Regions from separate parts of the Homo sapiens genome. Here region 1 is linked to region 2. The links are chromatin loops, found by intact Hi-C in ENCODE. Cell type or tissue: mammary epithelial cell. All regions are shown on one strand. Each heading gives the region's core, and the rest is flanking DNA. Links, peaks and the distances in the headings are about the cores only.

Region 1 (11,265 bases), core at 1,372-9,371, 2.0 Mb before region 2:
AAGCTATCACATATTTTTAAAACAAAGCACAGTGATCTCGCTAGTCAACCAAATTAGATGTATTTTTTTTAGAATAAGTGAAAAATATTGCTTTCTTTCATGCAATTGATCAATTTAGTTGCTAAAAATAAAGACTCAAAGTTCTAGTTCTTGAAAAAGAAATATTTAAAAACAAATGCAAGGTTATATAGCCTCAGAAAGAAAGCAGTAGAAGCAATTTTCAGAATTTGTTTTATTAAATAGTATTGACGAGCATCAAATAATACCAACTCATACAATGTCCAAAAGTAATAACTCTCTCAGACAGATAATCTTATGGTGGGACAAATCCTTGAAATGCAGAGACTGAATGAGCTCGTGGCACTTATGTGAAACACGTGAGAGAGAGGTGGTCTATGAGATTTTGTTTTATTATGAGAACCCCATGGTACAGAAGAAGTGGTGTTTTAATTTAGGTGATGATTACTTGGTGAGCCGTAATGAAACCTGGATACAGTGTGCTCACATTGGCACTAAAGTACAATTTATGTAGAGGTAGCAGGAAGGCCATTGCTACTTGAAGGCAGCTCTACATACAGCTTTACCACAAAGTGAACGTGTTACACAAATGAAATATGAGTAATTCATGATGCTGAAGGGTGAATGAGCAGCTCTGAACTAAGACTGCTTTAAAGTTTATAACACTCTTAGTGTTGCGGGAAGTCAGGGACCCCAAACGGAGGGACCGGCTGGAGCCGTGGCAGAGGAACATAAATCGTGAAGATTTCATGGACATTTATCAGTTCCCAAATAATACTTTTATAATTTCTTATGCCTGTCTTTACTTTAATCTCTTAATGCTGTTATCTTAGTAAGCTGAGGATATATGTCACCTCAGGACCACTATGATAATTGTGTTAACTGTACAAGTTGATTGTAAAACACGTGTGTTTGAACAATATGAAATCAGTGCACCTTGAAAAAGAAGAAAATAACAGCAATTTTTAGGGAACAAGGGAAGACAACCATAAGGTCTGACTGCCTGCTGGGTTGGGCAAAAAGAGCCATATTTTTCTTCTTGCAGAAAGCCTACAAACGGATATGGAAGTAAGAGAGATATCACTAAATTCTTTCCTTAGCAATTAATATTAATACCCTGGGAAAGGAATGCATTCTTGGGGGGAGGTCTATAAATGGCCGCTCTGAGATTGTCTGTCTTATGTGGTTGAGATAAGGACTGAGATGTGCCCTGGTCTCCTGCAGTACCCTCAGGCTTACTAGGGTAGGGAAAAAACTCCACCCTGGTAAATTTGTGGTCAGACTGGTTCTCTGCTCTCAAACCCTGTTTTCTGTTGTTTAAGATGTTTATCAAGACAATACATGCACTGCTGAACATAGACCCTTATCAGTAGTTCTGCTTTTGCCCTTTGCCTTGTTCACTCAGAAGCATGTGATCTTTGGTCTGCTTTTTGCCCTTTGAAGCATGTGATCTTTGTACCTACTCTCTGTTATTTCACCCCCTCCCCTTTTGAAACCCTTAATAAAAAACTTGCTGGTTTGAGGCTCAGGTGGGCATCACGGTCCTACCAATATGTGATGTCACCCCCGGGGGCCAAGCCATAAAATTCCTCTCTTTGTACTCTTTCTTTTTATTTCTCAGCCAGAAAATAGAAAGAACCTATGTTGAAATATTGGGGGCGGGTTCCCCCGATACTTAGAAGTGAACACATGTTTGTTTCCATTTCAAAGATGGTGAAATCAATAGAGGAAATAATTATCTTGAAATTATATGATAGTTGAATCAGGAATAGATGTATGCATTTTGGGTCTCAGAATGTATCACATCCTATAGGAAGCCTATACTTGGGTTAAGAATACCAAAGAAATTAAAGTGTAGATTGATTTAACATTTTCTCATCCTATTTAGACTTTCTCAAGTGGGCAAAAGCACTTATCTATGGTGAGATGTTATCTACTCAGAAATATTAAAAACTTGCTTTTTTATAATGCAAATAAGGCAGTACAAGGAATAGTCGTTAAATATTGTGTAATTTAGATTTTAAAGAAATAAAATTAAAATGTTTATAAACTAATTTAGATATTTAATCTAAAGGTATTAATATCTCAATACTTGAATTTATTCTGTCAATACTCAATCAGAGGTAGGTTTTCAGCAATAAGAAAGTTGTAAATTTGTGTTTTTATAATTATATGTGGGTATGTCTCTGTATATACATAGATTAAGTATGTACTTTGTAAATATTTAATCTTTCTGTGTGAAGATTTGCTTACGTATTTAATAAAAATGTTTCTTTGCATGATAAAAATTCAGAGGAATATTCCCATCAGGTGTCTTCATTGCCACAGAAGTATTTCCTCTTGAAGAGAGCCACTCTTAGAAGACAGGAGTTGTAGGGTGGAGCACTGGATGCAAAGAAAGCCCTCTTTAGTGGAAGAAAATACCTTTGTAAGTGTATATACCCCAGCTGGAGAAACAATCTTTAGGGAAAAAAGCAGGTTGTTAACTGAGTGCTCTGCTTTTGTGAGGGTGGCTTTATGGTGAAGCTGCAATTCCTCTACCATTGCTTGTCTGAGATCCTAATTAAAAACAAAACAGGTTTGGATTCAAGTAAAGCCCCTTTTAAAATGTTTTAGTACGTTCATTGTGCTGAAGTAAAGAAAAAATCCTTGATTTTTAGAATCTTAATTTTAAGTTTTGGTTCATCTAAAACTCAACATCTATTTTCTCCATTGGGTTTCATTAACATGTTATTTTAATTGGTAAGTTCACCTAGAGGCTACATCTCCCAGATGACAGAAAATAAATCAGGGCAGGCAGTTTTCCTCTTGAAGCTTTTGGCTGACCTAACATTTTACAAGACACAATTGGACCCTCTTTTTGGGTCAAATCAGCCCTTCCTGTTGTATGTTCACTTTCTACTTTTCCCAGAGCTATATATGCTAATGTAAAGTCTCTGTGTCTATTTTTATTGAAACTGAGAGAAATCCATGCCTTCACTTTATAGATAAGATGTATATAGCAGAGTAAATAGAATACCTGCATATGTCAGTTAATAACTTTTTGTTCTTTAGTGTCATACTTTGATTCTCAAAAACAATTGTATGATTTATTTATGGGAAGTTCAACTCTGAACAATTTGAAGAAATCAAGAAGTTAATCAGTTACTCAGGTAACAGATTATGGAGTACTCTGTTTTGTTGTTTGTAAAATGTTCAATGTCAAGCTATTTTAAGGATTTTTATAGACAAATGCTGTGTAATAAAAAGAACAAAGTAGATCAAGGAAACATAAGCTTCTGTAATTTGTTTTAAAAATTACACTTTTGAGTAAAGCAAATGGAGGGAATGGATGTTTTATCAGACACTTATGAATAGGTTGGTTTATTATGTTGAGAAAGTTGATTTATCTGATTCCAAACCTTTGTTCTGGAAACTTGTTAACTGGCTACGAGTGATATAGGTTTTTAGTGCATTAAACAGTTTCATACAAATCTTTAAAAATGGGCCTGATACGTTTTTTTATTTTCCCCCTACATTTGGATAAGGTACAGAAATCTAGACCATTGTAACCCCTAGAGATTCTTCATAAGTTCTGCCAGTCTCTAAATCCATTCAATTATAAGAACAAAAGTCACTATTAATTTTTATATTTAAAAGGGTTGACTTTTTTGAGCCCTTCCAAGCCCCATATATTTACTAGCTAATCTCACCATTACTCTATGTACACATCTCTTATTTATATTTGGTCTGAATTAATTTAGGCATTCATTTGTTCTGGAATAATTATTCCTTCACTCTTTTGTTAAAAAGAAATAAAATAAGGCATAAGTACCGAACCTAAATTGTACTGTGCCTGGGGAAAACAAAAGTCACTAGAATGTCTCAAAAGGTAAAGAGATCTACCACAGGGGAAGGAGATAAGTGGGCATTGCAAATTGATGTATTTTGTGAAGTTCTTTATGTTCGTGTCTTGCATGTATAAATTTAAAGATGTGACACTGATCATAATACACCTCTGTTTATGCATGTGGAGATCATCTAATCATTCTTGGGGTTTAGAGTTTACTTTTACTGTGACATATACAATATAAAGGATTCACTGCTTCTATGTTAAAGCATGTGGCTGTTAGGTAAAACTACCAGCAGTCAGGAAGGCCCCCCTATGAATACCAACATCACTGCTTAATAGCAGTGACTACATTACTTCAACTACTTGGGCATCAGTTTTGCTCATCAATAAAATGGAGAGGTTAATAAGCTAAATTTATACTCAAAGTTTCATTGATTTGATTATGATAACCATTGTAATTTTATTTTTTGTTTTGCCTCCACGAAGTTAGTTTTTGTTTTTTAAGGTTCTATAACATTTTCTTGAGTAGTCTTATATATTGGCTATCTTTTATGAATCAGTAAGGAAATAATACATCCAAATCTGCTACTTTAGTTGTTTTCTGTTTTAAAATGTGTTATTTTTATACTAGATAGCTGAATGTTGAAAAAATTGTTATCAAGAATGATTATAAGAATGTCCTCTAGAGGGATCCATTTTATTGCTTTATAGCCATGAGCTTAGAATTGCCCTAAATTTTTATTTAATACTTATTAGAATGTAGAAGATTTACTTCCATGACTATTTAATGAGAGGGAAAAAAAACTGAAACAACACATTTAGTTAAAAATTTAGTTTTGCAATGGAAGTGGAAGGTTCATTTTATTAAGATAAACATCTTTTAATATGGACTAAAACTGATGATTTAATAGATTTTCATGGAAAAGAGGAAACTTATTTTTCATATATAAAAACTCTTAGAAACTTTATTTAATTTGAAATTAAAATGCCAGTTAAATTTAGTTTTAGTTCGATAAAATGTTTCCCAGTAAAATTAAGTCAGTAGCTATACTTGATAACCTTAAGAACAGATTTAACACAGTGAAAAATTACAAAATACGGCCTCATTTATATATTCTTTGCACATCCCTGGTTATAATGTATTTTATTACTTTAAAAAGCAATAAAGTTACAACATGTCTAACTAAAACTAAGGATTATGATTTTTAAAGTATTTATGTGTAGGGATATAACTATGTTAAATAATTTATATGATTCATTTATTTACAACTGTCTTTCAATTTCTTTGCAGCATTTTTAAAAGTGTTTGTTTTGGCTTTCTAAAGTTGTATTAATAAAGTGATCACAAGCCATTTATAATATTAATGCTATTAAGAAAAATAATGCTAAAATTTCATATTTGTTTCGCTCTTTTATAATCTGAATGGGTTCTTCCAGTGAATTATATTGAAATAGTAAAATGAAATAACTTTTTTATTTCAATTATGTCATGTTTATCTTCCATCAGGTTTTTGGTGTATGTGCAAGTATGCAAAACACAAGGAATGGTCTGGAGCTTAGAAAACACATGTCCTGGTGTAATAATCCTCTTTGGTCAAATGGCCTTGAGAAAATTTCTCTTCGAAACTTAGTATCCTGAAACTTACAAATAGAAGAAGAAAAAACAAAAGAAAAGAAAGTTGTTCTCCAGAGAAAAGAACCAAGGAGAGAGATTTTATATATATATATATATATATATATATTTTTTTTTCTTTATAGTTATGTATATAAATGTATATATTTACATATTTTTTCTTTATATATCTCATATATAGATATATCTATATATCTAGATATAGATATCTATAGAATATTTAGATATATATTTTTATTGATATAAGCTATATCTATAATTATTATAGCTATAAAATTTATAGATGTATGTAATATAAATATATTTATATTTCTATAGATATACATTATCTGTATATAGAAGGATACAGAATCCTTATTATGAAGCATTGGTTCATATGATTATGGAGAGTAAGAAGCCAAATTTGCAGGCTGCAAGGTGGAGGCCCAGGAGAGTCAGTGTGTAGTTCTAGTCCAAACCCAAAGGCCTGAGATCAGCAGTGCCAATGTCTGAGGGCAGGAGAAGATTGATGTCCCAGCTTAAGCAGAGAGAAAATTTGCCCTTCCTTCACCTTTTTTGTTGGATTCAGGCCCCTAGCAGATTGGATGATGCCTGCCCGCACTGGTGAGGGAGATATTCTTTAGTCAGTTTACGGAATCAAATACTAATCTTTTCTGGAAACACCATCTTAAACACAGCCAGAAATAGTGTTTAACCAGCTATCTGGGCATTCCTTAGCCAAGTCAAGTTGACATAAGCAATTAACCATCACAGTGTCCTTCCTATGTCATTTATATTTTTTGAATGTCAATTAAGACCATGTATTCAGAGAAACTTCGTAAACTAAAAAGAATTTCATAAAGAAGAGGCATCATTAAAAGGCATACACATCTGTTACAAAATGTTCTGGGCTCAAAAGTGAGCATTTCAAGAGGTCCTTGACATCATTAGATGTTGAAAAAACTGCTGTATAGAATGGAGGCTCCTTGTGAGATATTTATAATTATGCTTTATATCTTTCTACTCATGTTTCCATTTGTTAGAAATTTGTTAACTTTCACGAAATTCCTCTTCTTCCTGAGTGAGGTGTCCTGCAGTATCTATTCAATTTACAACAAAGAAGTTAGAGGATCTTGGTTTGCACTGGGGCCACATTTGCAGCCCTTATTACCAACTTTGAAAATAAAATGTATGCAAATTTAACTTAAAAACTAGGAAAACAGCTACAGAATAAATTTGAAAATAGAAGAAAAATTAATAAATATCAAACGTGAAATAAGAACGAAAAAGAAGGAAATAAAATCAACACATGTTTTTGTAAAGGTTCATGGAATATATAATATTTTGGCAAATATGTGAAGAAAATATGAGAAAAGAAAATAAAAAATCCCAAATATTAGGAATGAAAAAGAAGACACAGCCATGAATATGGAAGTCAGTAAAATTATAAAGGCATATTTTATGAACTACTATAAAATGAAAATCTATAAGAAATCTGTAAGATAAACTACAGATTTATCTGTAAGAGGTCAGGTAAATTTATTCTTTAAAATTTCTAGTAAAATATAAAAGACACAGACTGAACTCCATAAGAGTAAGACATTTGAATATAATACTAGAAAAAAATAAGGAATATATGCTTCCTGATGCTTTCTCAGTGTTTTTTTCTCCTGCAAGTCATATTATATTCATTTTTTTTTTTTGGTACTGATTCCTACTAATAGGATGGCATCTTCCATCCTTTCTTTTAAGTAATCACAATATTTTTTAGCTGTAATTTTTGTTTCCTGTTCCTTCTTGCACCAATTCACTTACTGATGTTATTGAGAAAAATTTTGGAAACTTTTCTATGAGTTATAAACCTAGAATGTCATAAGCGCAAATATAGTTATCATTTCTAATTTATGCATAATTTAAAAAATAAATTCTATGCTATCTAAAAAATACAGAATTCTCAGGCTATCATATTAAGTTTTTATTTCTTATTTTCAGCTTACTTGACACAAAAACTCTACATAATTTTCTAAAACGAAACAGTAAATTCCATTTTAAAAGTATAAACTTTCAATTTGTAATGAGATAGTAGCAGCTTATGAATCTAACGTGCCTATTATATATTTCATCATCAAATAAATAATTGACATTTTAGTCTCTGATAAATAGAATATAAACAATTATGCTTCAATCTACTCTAAAAAATACCCTCCTTCATTTTGGTTTCTTTAATACGTATTTTTTTTTTTGCTATTAAATTTATATAACATTGAAATTTTACATATTGACTCATTCTTTCTAATGACTCTTTCATTGGAAAATAACTCTCGAATTCTACACAAAATGTTTCAGTTCAATGAGCATTCATTATTCTCTTCTTGTTCTAAACACATATCTAACAGTATAAACAAAATGGAATCTCAGCAAGCTTTTAAAAATAGGAAATTAAAAATTTTTAATGTTTTTGAAAATATTATGATAGTGGTTATTTTCAAAAACACAAGTTTTCAAAAACTTTGTGAATGCTTTCATGCTATAGTAATTGTCCTGCATTTCTATCTCAGAAATTGGTATTTTATTTTACCTTACTTCAGTTCAACTTACATTCTTCTTGTCCCTGACATGCCTTACCCCTCCTTCCTGGTTAACCGTCCCTAACCATGTTCTCCTCAACACAACTCTGTTCTTTGAATTCTCATTCACAAAGCAGCTTTAGTTTAGGTCCCTGTTTATTTTGTCTCTCTCAGTCTCTATTTCTTCTCTCTCTCTTTGTCTGTCTCTCTCCCCCTGTCTCCCTCTTCACGCCCCCACTCTCCCATTCTGTTTTAGTTTTCTTCATCTGCAACTGCTCATTTGTGTTTACCTGACTTTTTGAGAGGCAAGTTTTGGACACATCTGTGATACATTGGTTGTTGAATTCTTGCCTTAATAACTGTATCCAGACTTTTTTTTATTTACTAACTCTCATTAGATTTGAAAGTAACTGCAGTCAGAATTACAAGCTGCCTCTTTGTCAGGTACCAAGCCTTTTGTCAGCTTTTTGTCTGGCCCATGTTCTTCCCTTATTTCTGATGTGTCTCCAGGTTGTCGATTGTTTGGCTTCACCCTATGACTATCTCCAAGGGACTTTTTAAAAATTTCAGTAGTTAGGGGAGTACACATGGTTTTCATTACATGGATTAGTTCTTTAGTGGTGAATTCTGAGATTTCAGAGCACCTGTTACCCAAGCAGTGTTCACTGTACCCAATATGTAGTCTTTTGTCCCTCACCACTCTCCCAACCTGCTCTGCGCCGGGTCCCCACCGTCTATTATATTGTTGTGTATGTTTTTGTTTCCTTATAGCTTAGCTCCCACTTATAAGTGAGAACATACAGCATTCGATTTTCCATTCCTAAATTATTTCACTTGGAATAATGGCCTCCAGCTACATACAGGTTGCTGCAAAATACATTATTTCATTCCTGTTTTTGGCTGAGTAGTATTTCATGTTGTATATAGACCAACTTTTCTTTATCCACTTGTTGGTCGATGGGCACTTACATTGGTTCCATATCCTTGCAATTGGGAATTGTGTTGTTACAAACATGTGTGTGCATGTGTCTTTTTCATATAATGACTGCTTTTCCTTTGAGTAGATACCCAGTAGTTGGGTTGCTGGATTGAATGGCAGAGCTACTTCCAGTTCTTTAAGGAATCTCCATACTCCAACCTCCTTTCCATAGAGGTTGTACTAATTTACATTCCCACCAACCATGTAAAAGTGTTCCATTTTCACCACAATGACTTTTAAATTTCTCCAAAGATTTTTGAGGAAAAAAATTTGCTTTCATTATTTTAGACTTTAGCTCATCTTTAATATTAGTCTCCTTAATTCCTGCTTTCTTACCTGTTTTCTGACCCTTTATTTGCCTCATTTAGTATTTTTAGTACTAAAAAATACACAAACTGTTGGTCTAACAACTCTGTGTTCCAGTTCAGGCTCTGTCCCACTGATTTTAAGAATTATTCACTTAGCTTTCTGAGCCACGTTTGTCATCAGTAAATGGGGATAATTACATCTGTGTCATACACTTTTTGGGGAAACTTACTTGGAAGGCATATGTGAATCACTTTGCATACCTGGTTCACAAAAAGTATTCAACAATTGTTATATCTTTTTCTCCCTTATATGCAGTCTTCTCAATTTTCGTCTTTAGCAGTACATTTCTAACTACTGCAGTCAGTCTGTGACTCCGTATTACACAATTGGGAATATGTTGTTTGATGCATATTGGGTATAGGAGAAATGAATTATGGCATCAAACATTCCTTGACCTTTCTACCTGTAGTAACCAGTGAACTCTGACAGATGCTAATGGAATTTGCCTGCCTTGGAAAATTTAATAAAGGCTCAAGGTTATTTCATGTTGATGTGATCAGTCATGCCAAAAGAAATGCTATTTTGGTAAACTCTCCTAATGGCCAAAGGAAGTTTGCATACTATTGGATTAAATATATCTTGCATAGCCATATTTCAAGGACATATTTAAGATGGGGAAATTTTTTCTCTTTTGGAAAACTCTTTCAATTTATTATTGTCTATTGATAATAATGTAGTGACACAGGAAATGCAAAAATATATAAGGGAAAAATTAAATAGAAATAAAAGAGTGCTTGTATTTGAAATACAGCTTGGAAATTGGACACATTTTGACTTCTATATGAATAAATAAACTAATTTTTGTCATAAAATATTCATGCATTATAGTCATCCTCTTATAGCACATAACAAACATAACTTAATGCATATGAGAGCTCCCTCTCGCCTGGCTATCAAGTATAATCAGAATATTCTCAGAGAACAAAAATCCCTAGGTCCAAGAATACCTGTTAATGCTGAAACTTTCCACTGATTAGCATAGGTCCCTATCCTTTATAAGCCTGGTCTTCTTATACTCTCCTACACCTTGTTATCTAGAGTTAGGATGTTCATTTTAGACAAGCTGCACCTTAACCTCACTAACTGTCACAGAGCCCCTTAGCTCCAAGGCCTTTTATTGCAGTAGCAGGAAAGAGCACCTAGCTTACAGCAAGTCATTACATCACCTGCATCTCCAGATTGAAGATGCCTGGCACCTTGGGAAACACACTGCTGCAAGGAAACCAGGCAACTGCCTTGATGAGGAATCAGGTGGGTGGTCACAGAGCCCTTGGCAAGTTGGCTGTGTACATGCTTAGAAAAAGTTGCTGTTGATGTTTTTCTTGTCTTGACTACAACTTATTTCTTCTTAGTTCTTTTGGAAAATGGTTTATTAAGTCACCAATGTTTAGAAGGCACATGGCCCATGAAATAATTCAAACTTTATTTTATAAGTTATTTATTTATTCCTAAAAGAAAATAAGGCACAAATTATCATCCTATGGAAATGTTTTTTTTTTTTTGGTCAAAAGGAGGGCAAAAACTGCATGAAAAGGGTTGTTGTTGCAAACTATAAACAATCCACCAGGCTGAAGTTTCCTGAAAGTGATGTAGCAGACTCAGTTTTATAATGAATATACTTTACCATTCAGACATGTATTTTGTCTAGTTCTTGTTCCACAAGACGTAATTTTCAAACTTTATAAACTTAGGTTAACTGCATTTATAGAAATGAATACAATATGGAAACTGCATATATTGCCATTATTTTAAAGTTATATTGAGTTACAATGAGTACATATTTAAGTACAAATAGAAAGTGATCAAATGGCATAGTATTTATTGCTATAATCTCAAAAGGTTTAACTTTTTTCTTCAATATATGCAGAGTTAAATACAATGAAACTCC
Region 2 (11,265 bases), core at 1,138-9,137:
TTATGAGGACAATGCTTTCTTAACTCCCCATGTTTAGCCTTATATCTTCCATTTTGCAGAATGAATATTAGCCCTCTTGAGGTTTGTTTTTCCTCTTTTGGTGTCCAAACTACATTATAAACAAATCAATGATTGCGTAAAAACTTTTAATGAGTGATCCTTTTGTATCATCAATCCCCAATTGACAGTGATTCAATAATTCTATTTCTGAAGCTAATTTTCTCCATGGTTATGATCATAATATCTTCATTATTTTTTTGGTTGCATGTAATGTGCCAACGTCTTCTTCCCTCCAAATACTAACCACCACGTCATCACCTTTTACTAATTGGGCTATCTGGTCTTACATGCTATTTGTTTCAGGTCTACTTATGTGTCTAGTTTTTCCTATTGATTTTTTATAATTTGGCATCCCTTCACTGGGCTCTTCCCTATCCAGGCAAATATCTGTCTTCCAACATATGTAGATAAATTGCTTACATGATTGTGAAGGTGTTACTTTTAATTTGCAGCAAAAAGGTATCTATTCTAGGTTACAAACTTAAGGCTTCTACAGAAATCAATAACCTGATTATTTTACAGGTTATCCACTGAGCTCCACAGGGTTAAATACAATTACAGCATTATCCCAGCACAGAGAAATCGAGAGTGTAGGAAAAGGTAAACATTATCCTCAAAAGTACAAAGTAAATGGAGACTCATTTGCAAGAATGTGAGTGTTTATTGTGGATGGCACATGCTTTAGAAAATAATTTCACTTCAAGACCTTACTGCATACATAGGACGTCTACTCTAATGTTAGAAATATGGGCAAAATATAATAGTTTCATAGTTCTTTGCCCTCTTCACAATGTGTTTTCACATAGCTCACCATATTTGCATTTCACAACTATGTGGGATAGGCAGGGGCAGGAATTATCATACTTTATGCATTTTAAAACTGAGGATTAGGCCGAGTGTGGTGGCTCACACTTGTAATCCCAGCACTTTGGGAGGCCGAAGTGGATGGATCACCTGAGGTCAGAAGTTCAAGAGCAGCCTGGCCAACATGGTGAAACCCCGACTGTACTAAAAATACAAAAATTGGCGAGGCATGTGGTGCATACTTGTAATCCCAGCTACTCCAGAGGCTGAGGCAGGAGGATTGCTTGAACCCAGGAGGAGGAGGTTGCAGTGAGCCGAGATTGTGCCACTTCACGCCAGCCTGGGCAACAAAACAAAACTCCATCTCAAAAAACAAACAAACAAAAAACCCAAAAAACTGAGGATTAAAGAAGTTAAATTACTTTTTCAAATACTATTAGTTAATGTTTGTCAAATGGAAAAGAATATCATTTATTCTAATTCTTAGATCTCTGCAAATGCTTTTCATACTTAGTTAAGAGGCCTACCCTCCCTTGAAACTGACTGTCCTATTAATCATTCAAAACAACAGTAAAGTTTGAGACTTATGATAGATGTGATAAATAATAACAGTATAATATATGAATTTTTAAACATAGATTATTTCAATTGCCCATTAATCCAGCTGGGATACAAAGCTTCCCCATAAGACATCCCGGAGCAAGATCCAGAAATTATTATAAATCCAGTGAAATTGTTTAGGACACTAGAGGTATAAATTCATGTCATTGAAAGAATCTAACATTGGTAATAGCACTCTGTTCACAGAAGTTTGGAGAATTGAATGTGGGTAATCTCTAGAGAAAATTACATACACAGAGCATGCAAGTCAACCAGCATTAACTCACTCAATTGCAGCCCAAATTATACTTTTCAGGAGCTGGGTCTCTAATCTTTTCTTAGACTCAACTGATCTATTACTTCTATTGGTGTGCAGTTTAGCTTGGTTACTTCCAATGAATAACTTTTTGTAAGGAAATTGGTTTTCCTCTTGGAAAAAAAGGTACATAAATCTCCCCGAAGGTTTTTCTCTTTTTCCTTCTAAATTTAACTAATTTTCTATATATCTGATTAGGAAAATACAGCTACTTATAAAGATATTTTTTTACATGGTTTCCAGATGATTTCTAACCCTCCTTTTTTTTCTTCCTCCTTGCCTTCTAGTTGTATGAGATTACAAGGGATGTACTTAGGCACTGATACACAGTTCTGAAAACCGTCTTTGCTTTCATTGCCCCTGTATTAAAGAATTCCAGTATTCGCCATAGTGAAATTGCTGTGCGATATTTGTTTTAAAATTCCAAAAACTAAATGGGACTTCAGTTAAATCTTGAGTAGTTAATAGCTATTTAGATAGTTGAAGCATATTTTGAGTAGTGTTAATACACTTCAGACAATTTAGTTAGGAGCATACATCAAAGTTTTGTTACAGTCTTGCCATAAAGGGAAAAAGGCCATTAGTACAATCTTACTGATAGTGTTGTCTGTAGACCAGTGCTGATCTGTGAGCTCGGTGCTCCCAGATTGGGAGGAATAAGTACAAAACCTGAGAATAAGCATTTAAAAACATACACAGTGATTGAAATCATTCAGTGTCTGTTAAATTTAATAATAAAAGATTTGGATTTATATCCTGTAATGAAAAAGTGCCATTGATTCAGCATCTTTTTTTTTTTTTTTGCATTTTATAAAAGTATCAGTGACGGGCCGGGCGTGGTGGCTCATGCCTGTAATCCCAGCAGTTTGGGAGGCCAAGGCGGGTGGATCATGAGGTCAGAAGTTCAAGACCAGCCTGACCAACATGGTGAAACCCCGTCTCTACTAAAAATACAAAAATTAGCCAGGTGTGGTGGCATGTGCCTGTAATCCCAGGTATTTAGGAGGCTAAGACAGGAGAATTGCTTGAACCCGGGAGGCTGAGGTTGCAGTGAGCAGAGATCACACCACTGCACTCCAGCCTGGGTGACAGAGCGAGACTCTGCCTCAAAAAAAAAAAAAAAAGTATCAGTGACAATAGTTTGGAAGTAATAATACTAATTAATAAACTAATTAATGCCTCTTCACCACAGAGAGTTTGAGAAACAGTGCTGAGGGAGGCCAATTCAAAGATTTTCTCATGGTAGGTGCATTTCATTTAGAAAAAAGAATAGTTAGAAAATCATTTTTATGTTATAGCTTTAAAAAGTTTGAAGTTCACTAGATAGATCACTAGGTAGATAAATAGTTCACTAGAAAATAGTTTCTCAGAACAAATCTTAATTCTATGCAAGTTAATCAGAAAACTACTTAAACATTTTTAAGGAATGGCATTTTTTTCTCTAGAAGGGAGTTTTTCATAAAAGGATTCTGACTCAGATAAACTTTGATCAAAATTTTATTTTACTGGAGTCAGGCAGAAGAGAGAGTTTGATACTTAGAATTTGGTTTACCTCCATTCCTCCTGTCTTAAGCTTTCCATGTGGACTAAGTTTATTTGAGGCAGCTGATCTTCGAGTAACTCTGATTGTCCAGTTTTAAATAAAAATGGCTATTTTTCAGGAAGAGCCCAGTAAAACGGGGTTTCATTCATAATCTCTGTGATGGGTACTCCAACACCAGACTGGTATTTCTGAGAGAGAATGGGGTCAGAGAAGAGGCCACAAAATGCCCTTTAGTGACCCTATTTGTTCTCCCTAAGATCCAAATTAACATATCTTTCGTCAGATAGATACTCAGCTCCCAAATGTAAGTTATTTGCCCCCACAAAAGATAATTTTTATATTGAGAATATATTGTACCATTCCCCTAATTGAATTCATGAAATTGTTGTGATAGGAAGTGTTCACAATTTATAATCTTTTAAAAATAACTATATGTAGGAATACATTCTCCTCCATCAAAACAATATTCCAACCATGATTATATGTGAAATACATTCATGTCAAAGGGGAAATAAAATATTGCTTTAGAACATTACTTATGGTTGAAAAGATTCTGTTCTAGTAAAATAACCTGCCTTTATAGAGTTTCCTTGATTTTTAAATTAATATCTAATCATATTTGAGTCTTTTTCATTTTATTAATTTCAATTTTAGTCATTTTCTCCAATTAGACAATTTATAAAAATCCTTCTCTATACAGTTATAAAAATAGCTTTTATTTTGAATGGCATATTGCCCACTCTCTCACTTTCAAAAAAAGGAGGAAAGAATATCACAAATTATATTTCTCAGAATGAAAGTGTTGATTTTATAGTGCATTAGAGTTTGTTTTCATAACCTGCTTTGCTCTTTAGATTTAATATTTTCTCACTAGTTTATAACTCCACTGTATCAGTCCATTAAATCACTAACAAGAACATCACAGTACTGGGGGTAAATGCCCTTAATAAGATTTGATTTGAATAGATGAAGGAAAAATTCTATCGTTGGCCCAAAGTTTAAGAGTACTGTTAATAATGACCTTTCTATCTATTCCTTTCTCAGAGTAGGAATAGTACATAGTTTGCTATTATATGTATTAAAATCTTGCCAAACTGCCAATATTTTAAATAAACACATATTTGGAGAAAGTAGAAAACAATCATAAATTAGGCCAGAAAATTGTGGTATTTTAGATATAAATATATACTTTTAAATTTTGAGGGTAATATATTTTATTTAGAACATGATAAAGATAAGAACACGTACATTTCTTCAATGTCCCAAGGATTTGCATATAAGCCAGATTCATAGCACAGAACAAATTGGTAAAATTATCCCAGTGCTTTTTAACCACTAACACCCACGTAGAGTTGAAGCTAGATTTTAACGGTGCTTAAAGGCACCACGGTGTGTTATTGTAAGTTTAAATTTCAAGATTGTTTCAAAGTTAAAATCTCTTTGCCTATTGGAAAGAAAAGTTGGAACTTTAAAAAAAGGTCTGTTCCAATAAGCAGATGTGAAAAGCCATTTTGGTAAAATTATTTGCGGATTTCAGAGTCAAGCACACCCTAAACATGTGAAGAATGAAGTGTGGATTATATTAAAATGGATGTTAAACAGGAGGGGGCAAGTGTCACCACCTAGGAAGCTAAAGTTCCGTTCCAAAATCAACAGAATGAAACAATTATACCCGGTAAATGGTACACGGTACACCAGCTGCAGCTCAGCAGCCATTGGCTTTGATATTATGCCCTCTGGTGGGAAAATTTATAAATCACAATTTTAACAGTTAAACTGACTCAGTAAGACTGTTGTTTCTCATGTCAGGGCTATATGGCTTTATGTATAATCAAACTTCAATCTAAGGGAAAGTACATGACAATTTCTCCAGACAGAGTTGACTTAGGTATTAACTAATGTAACCTCTTAATTTTTCCTGGAGATAATAAATGAGTAATGAGGCATGAAAGAAGTAAACTATTTATTATTCAGTTCTCCAGTGTCCCAGGTAAGGTATTAATTACTGAATACCTACTAAGTGCCAAACACTATATAAGCATTGGTTCATTTAATCTCATCAATTCTGATTTCAGTCTAATCCTTTTCCTCTTCATTTTCTGTTAATTTAAGGTTTTCCCAGGGCTAAAATTCTATCTTTGGTCTACTGATACTTGCATATTCAGGCTTTAAGTATGTGGTTTTTGATCCCCTTAGAGAGGGGGTTCTAATCTAACTGATCTCAGCAGGTACGGTTCTCTCTAGTGTTAGGCTTGAGACCTGGAGTCCATTACAAAAATCAGCAGTGGGATTGGGAAATCCAACTCCAGGCTACCTATTCCTATGCCAGGTGAAGACAAAGGTTCGTGGTGGAGCACTACTGTGGGATTAGAGAAGCCAGAAAAGCTGAGGAGAAAATGAACGGAGGAGGCAACCGAGCAGTTGAGGCGAAGCAGACAGGGTCCCAAAGGGGCAGGGGAGCGCACTGGGTCATTTTCACCCAGCTGTGGTGTGGGCTTGTAGAGATAGTGCCAGGTCAATTTGAAAGGTTCCAAATAGGCCAATGAATATATGTATAATATAAAACTTTTTAGAATTGAAAGATATTACAATGTATAGTTCAACTTTTGATTCTCCAACATCATCTTACTTTTTTCCTTGTTATAAGTTATAGTATATGATACACATAATAACGTAAGAGCTAACACTTCCAGGCTACTCTGTCTTATGCTCTAAGCACTCTGCATATACAAATCCAGTCAGTCCTCACACGCACCCTAAGAAGTGGGCAGTGTTGTTGCCTTTAATTTACCTATGAGGAGACTGAAGCCCAGAAGGAGTAAGTGCCATCCCAAACATCACATGGCAAATGGGAAGAGCTGGGATTTGAACCCAAGCCGTCTGGCTTCAACCTGTGTCCCTAAACAGTACTCAGTGCCGGTATGAAGTTAGGTAGCATAATAATAAATCAAACTCCTGGAAAGCCCTGACTCAACTTCAAAAATAAAATATATCACTGGGCCCAGTAAAGGCGCTCCCACACACCTTTCCCAGACATCCCTTTTAGTTGAGTCAAGTCCCGAAAGGTGACGTGGTTGGCCTGTAGTTATTATATCTTGCTGAGTTTAAAATCCAACTGTTCAATTATATGGATGCTACGTAGTAGCATAAGTACATAAATAGATGTTTACTAGTTCACTGATTATTTATTGAGGGCAATAAAATAGAATTTTGCCTTATATGCATTTTTGGCTTTTTGTTTTAAATTATCCCCTTATTTGATGTTAAATAAACACATCTGTTATTGCATTTGCATTTGAAAAACTTTTAGGCTGTAATAGTCACTCATTAACTAATGAACTAATTAATTCACCAACATTTGTAAAACCCCTACTGAGTGGCAATCACCATGCTAGAGACAGGGATGCAATGAACCTCACACTGGAAATGGCTTGTACCACTCATGAGACCTAATGGTTAATGTTTCAGGAACTTTGTGAACAAGCCATCAAACACAACCATTGTTAAAAATTAGGGCCAGGTGTGGTGGCTTATGCCTATAATCCCAGAACTTTGGGAGGCCGAGGTGGGCAGATCACCTGAAGTCAGGAGTTCGAGACCAGCCTGACCAGCATGGTGAAACCCCGTCTCTACTAAACATACAAAATTAGCTGGGCATGGTGGAGCATGCCTTTAATCTCAGCTACTTGGGAGGCTGAGGCAGGAGAATTGCTTGAACCCAGGGGGCAGAGGTTGCAGTGAGCCAAGATCGCGCCATTGCACTCCAGCCTGGGCAACAAAAGCAAAACCCCATTTCAAAAAAAAAAAAAGAAAAAGTAAAAATTAGATTACATAAACATACCAACATATAAATTATATTAAAAACAAAGTTAACAAATACTAAAAACTCATAGCTTCCCAATTTTTTTCTATATTTTATTATTAATCATGCTCTTGAGGTTGTGTACATGTATTGTAGCTATATGGTGGAAATGCAACTTAAGAATGTGCTACTGAACATCTCTTCCCAACTCCATGTCCAGAGACCTCATTGCTAGCTTGAAATTGGCCATTGTGTGAGTACTTACTCCATGGACATTTACAAATGCTACAAATCAGGGCTTTTCCCCCCAAAAAGCCACTTATTAAACGTTTAGCACCACAACACTAGTTACAGTGAAGATTAATATACAACCTCTAGCAAAATACAATTATTGATCTAATGGGACCAGTAATTTGAACAATGCATACATCAAAAAAAATGTTTTAAAGGCTGAACAAAACTATCAACTCCACCATGATTTCCAACAATGATCTTCTGTATAGAATTTTGCATCTCATTCAGTTCAGCTCTGATTTTGGTTATTTCTTTTCTCCTGTGTCCAACCATGACCACTTAAAGTTTCATCCTTAACATAGTTAAAATCAACCCAATTTCCATGTTTTCTAAAGTTGTCAGTGTTCTCTGAAATCTGCAGATGGAAATGGAGAGCTGATATGACGCTTCTGAAATTGGCATCATCCAGGTGGGACTTTTGGGCAGTAGCGTCTATAACGTTTCCAATCACAGCTCTGTGACCTGTTTTTCACAAACCGGACTTGGGGCAACCACTCAGCTTATTAATCAGCACCTCACAATAGCTGTCATGTCTCTTCTTTAAGGTGAAAAGGCATCTGCGGTATTTATCTAAGAGTGTTTAAGTGCTATGGTAGTGGCTACAGTTCCTTCCCGGACCAGCTTGTGCTTCATCTAGGCAGAGAAAATTCTCAGAAACATCCATGGAGTCTCTGGGCTTCCATGATGAATTACACATGATTTAACCTGGAATTTGAGGCACTTCTAACTAGAACCTTCCTTCCCAAATATCTGTACTTGAATACATTTTAATCCTCAAGCCTGAGTGTACTAGAACAAATTTTTTTACTTTTTTCTGTAACTAAAATTATTTTCTGTTTTGATGCTTTACTATGCTGGGTAACTGAAACTAAGTCTCTTTCCCTGGGACCGTGTCCAATTCCTGGAGGCCTTGGAGCACGAAGGTGTCACAGACAGAGCCCTCTGCTCTTGGTTGTTAGTTGGGTACGCTGATTCACAGAGGTGATATACTCTGGATTTCAAGCATGTGTCCACACACTTCACTTCTACACCCTTGCTTGTCCTGGCAGCAAAGTAGCACCAGGGATGCCAGCAGGCTGGGGCATGTCTGTGCCACTCTCAGGCAGTGGGAAGCATTCTGCTCACCCCCCTCCCATTGTCCAATACACACACACACACACACACACACACACACACACATTCTGGGGATGCTCTGAGGCTGTCTTGGACTCATCTGCCCAGCCGCAGCTCAGCAGACCCTCTGACCGTCCTGAGCATTTCCTCCTCTGTCCTCCTGCTCAACCTGGAGGAGACCTGGAAAGGGGACTTCTTCTTCTTCTCCATCCCCTCAAGAATGAGATGTGGTCCCTTCTCCACCCCCTGGGAAATGAGACAAGGAGGTGAAGTCCTCTGCTTCCTGCCTCCAGGTAATGACAAGAGGAGAAAAGAGCCTGGGAGGGCTCCATTCCTTTCCCAGCAAGAAAGGTGACGAGGGACAACAGCAGGAGCACGGAGGAAATCATGTCTTATTAACCAAGTGTACTCCAAATTCCAGTAAAATTCCCAGATATAATTAAGGTGTTTCCTGCAGTTTAAATGACAAGTTAGGCTGAAAGAGGACAGTTAAATGTAGAGAATAAATCCCCATTCAGCGTCTTTAGCTGTACTTGAGCTTGAGATTCTAACCTTTCTCCCATGGCACCTTCTCTCTGTGACTTCAGAGTGTGTGTCTATGTGTGGGTGTGTGTGACTAACAAGATATTATTAATCTGGAAAGGCAGGCTTCATCTAATCTAAGCACTCCATCACCTTCCTTCTTCGGTTAACATCATACACTATACACAGTTGAATCATGATCTTGCCCAAAATGTCACAAAAAGAAAATAAATATCACAATGAATAACTGCATCTTAAAGAGTTGGCACTCAGTGAACATCGGTTCTATTTAGAGAACACTCTCCTCCCTGTTCCCTGCAGATGGTCCCATCAGCCTACAATTCAGGCCCATTAGGAAGCCCCCTTGCTTCTTCGTATTACTGTGTGCTCTGAATCAAGGCTCCAAGTAGAACACTACAGGGGAGGCATTTTCCCTCCTACAAACCTTTTAATCTCACCTTTGTCATTTGGATAGGTAGAAAATAATCTCTCATTGTAGTTTTTACTTACATTTCTCTTACTGTAAGGCTGAGCATCTTTTTTTTTTATTTTACTTTAAGTTCCAGGATACATGAATGTGCATGTTTGTTACATAGGTATACTGTGCCATGGTGGTTTGCTGCACCTTTCAACCTGTCATCTAGGTTTCTTTAAACTTGTTTAGGAGCTATTTGTATTTCCTTTTGGTGCATGGCCTTTTCCATATCTTTTGTCTTTTTGTGCTTTACCTATTAGGTTGCAGGAGCTCATCTTACGTCTATGAGTTTAGTCTTTTGTCATGAGAGTTGCAAATATATTTCCTGGTTTGTCATTTGTTTATGGAGAGTTTTTTTCAGTGATATTTTCTTTCATATAACTGACATTATCGAGCCTTTGTTTTGCAGGGTTTAGATCTTTCTCAGAAAGGCTTCTCCCAGTCTGAATCAAAATTAAACATCTTCCTCTTGTTTTCCTCAAGTACTTATCTGTCCGTTTGTTTATGTTTGGATTATTTGATCTGTCTCCAATTTCTGGTAGGATAGTTGTGATGTAAGGCTCTAACCTTACCCTCCCCCAGACTCCTCCCAACACAAGATTGTTACCCAGATATTCTTTTAGGAATACTTGTTGAATAATCCATCCCTTACCCACTGGTTTGAAATACCATCTCTGCTGTATACCATCTTCACACATTTATTTTGGTCCATTAGTGAAAGTTATATTCTATTTTATAGATTGTCTTTCTTTTTTTAAGCACTAGTACCTTACTATCTTAATTATTGTGCCTGTAAAATATGTTTTAATATCGATAGGAATATTGCTATTTTCTCTTCCTTTTTTCCAAGAATTTTTCTGCCTATTCTTGCTTGTTTATTTTCAGTATTCAGTTAGGATTTACCTGTTCAATCTTTCACCCAGATCATCTAGAACTAGGTGTTTTCATTGGGATTGCATTACATTCTAGATTAACTTGTGGAGAATTCATATATTTATGAGGTTGAGTCCTCCTATTCAAGAAATATGAAATGGTATAAGCAATTTATTATGAATGATAAAGTATCAACATGAGAGAATTAGTCATATTTTTAATATAGTTAGAATAAATTTCAGGCTATTTATAAGCACTCATACTTATTGCATTCAGATACACGTCTCTTGAATAAGAGAAAAAGTAACCACAGTTGCAGTTAGCTCCCTAGGGATTCCACACAACCCTTGGCCTATTTTATCTCTGCACTAAGGGAGTGTATTCTGCATGTAAACATCATCCATCCTTGAGTCACACTGAGGAGAAAAGGTTTTGAATAGCAGCCAGAGCATATGCTCTTCTTTATCTAATACAAATTGCTGTACTTTATTGACCTTTTCCTGGGATATTAATGTTTCAGGTCAGTATTGGGCATAACTTGCTGCTATATTCTTGTATTTTTGTATGGACTTTTTATTCTTTAGCTCACATGGAATTACAAGTTAGCATAGCTTCCTGGAGATTTGGAAGGCACAGGACTACTCTTAGAAAATAGCAAAAGAGAGCATTTATAACAGTGTGGAAAAGAAGCAGTTCTCAAGTTTTCTTGTACTTACCTCTGGCTTTGCTTTTGTTTCAGAGGAATACTTTAGGGACAGAAGAATAAAACATTAAATAGACTGGACTGGTTATGCGATTGAATTCAATATGGGCTTGTTTTGGCTAATGTTAACATGGGTAGAGATTACATGAATCCATCAAGG

What was found. A loop is a pair of places that touch in the nucleus more often than their neighbours do. Peaks named below come from ENCODE experiments on the same cell type or tissue, not always from the same donor. Only the 100,000 strongest peaks of a DNase experiment are listed, where the experiment ranks them.
Region 1: it touches region 2 in a loop (10-fold over the local background); 5 of 110 quality-filtered maps call a loop at or near these places.

Annotation. Positions count from the first base shown.
Region 1 is chr3:145,761,359-145,772,623 of GRCh38, reverse strand. No RefSeq gene overlaps it. Among named protein-coding and RNA genes, the nearest start is that of LNCSRLR, 300 kb to the left of the region's middle. In mammary epithelial cell, for the core only: a CTCF peak has its summit at 4,543 (motif pointing right); no DNase peak of the experiment used is centred there.
Region 2 is chr3:143,769,356-143,780,620 of GRCh38, reverse strand. The region is part of intron 4 of SLC9A9 (solute carrier family 9 member A9); the gene reads left to right. Among named protein-coding and RNA genes, the nearest start is that of SLC9A9, 73 kb to the left of the region's middle. In mammary epithelial cell, for the core only: a CTCF peak has its summit at 5,042 (motif pointing left); no DNase peak of the experiment used is centred there.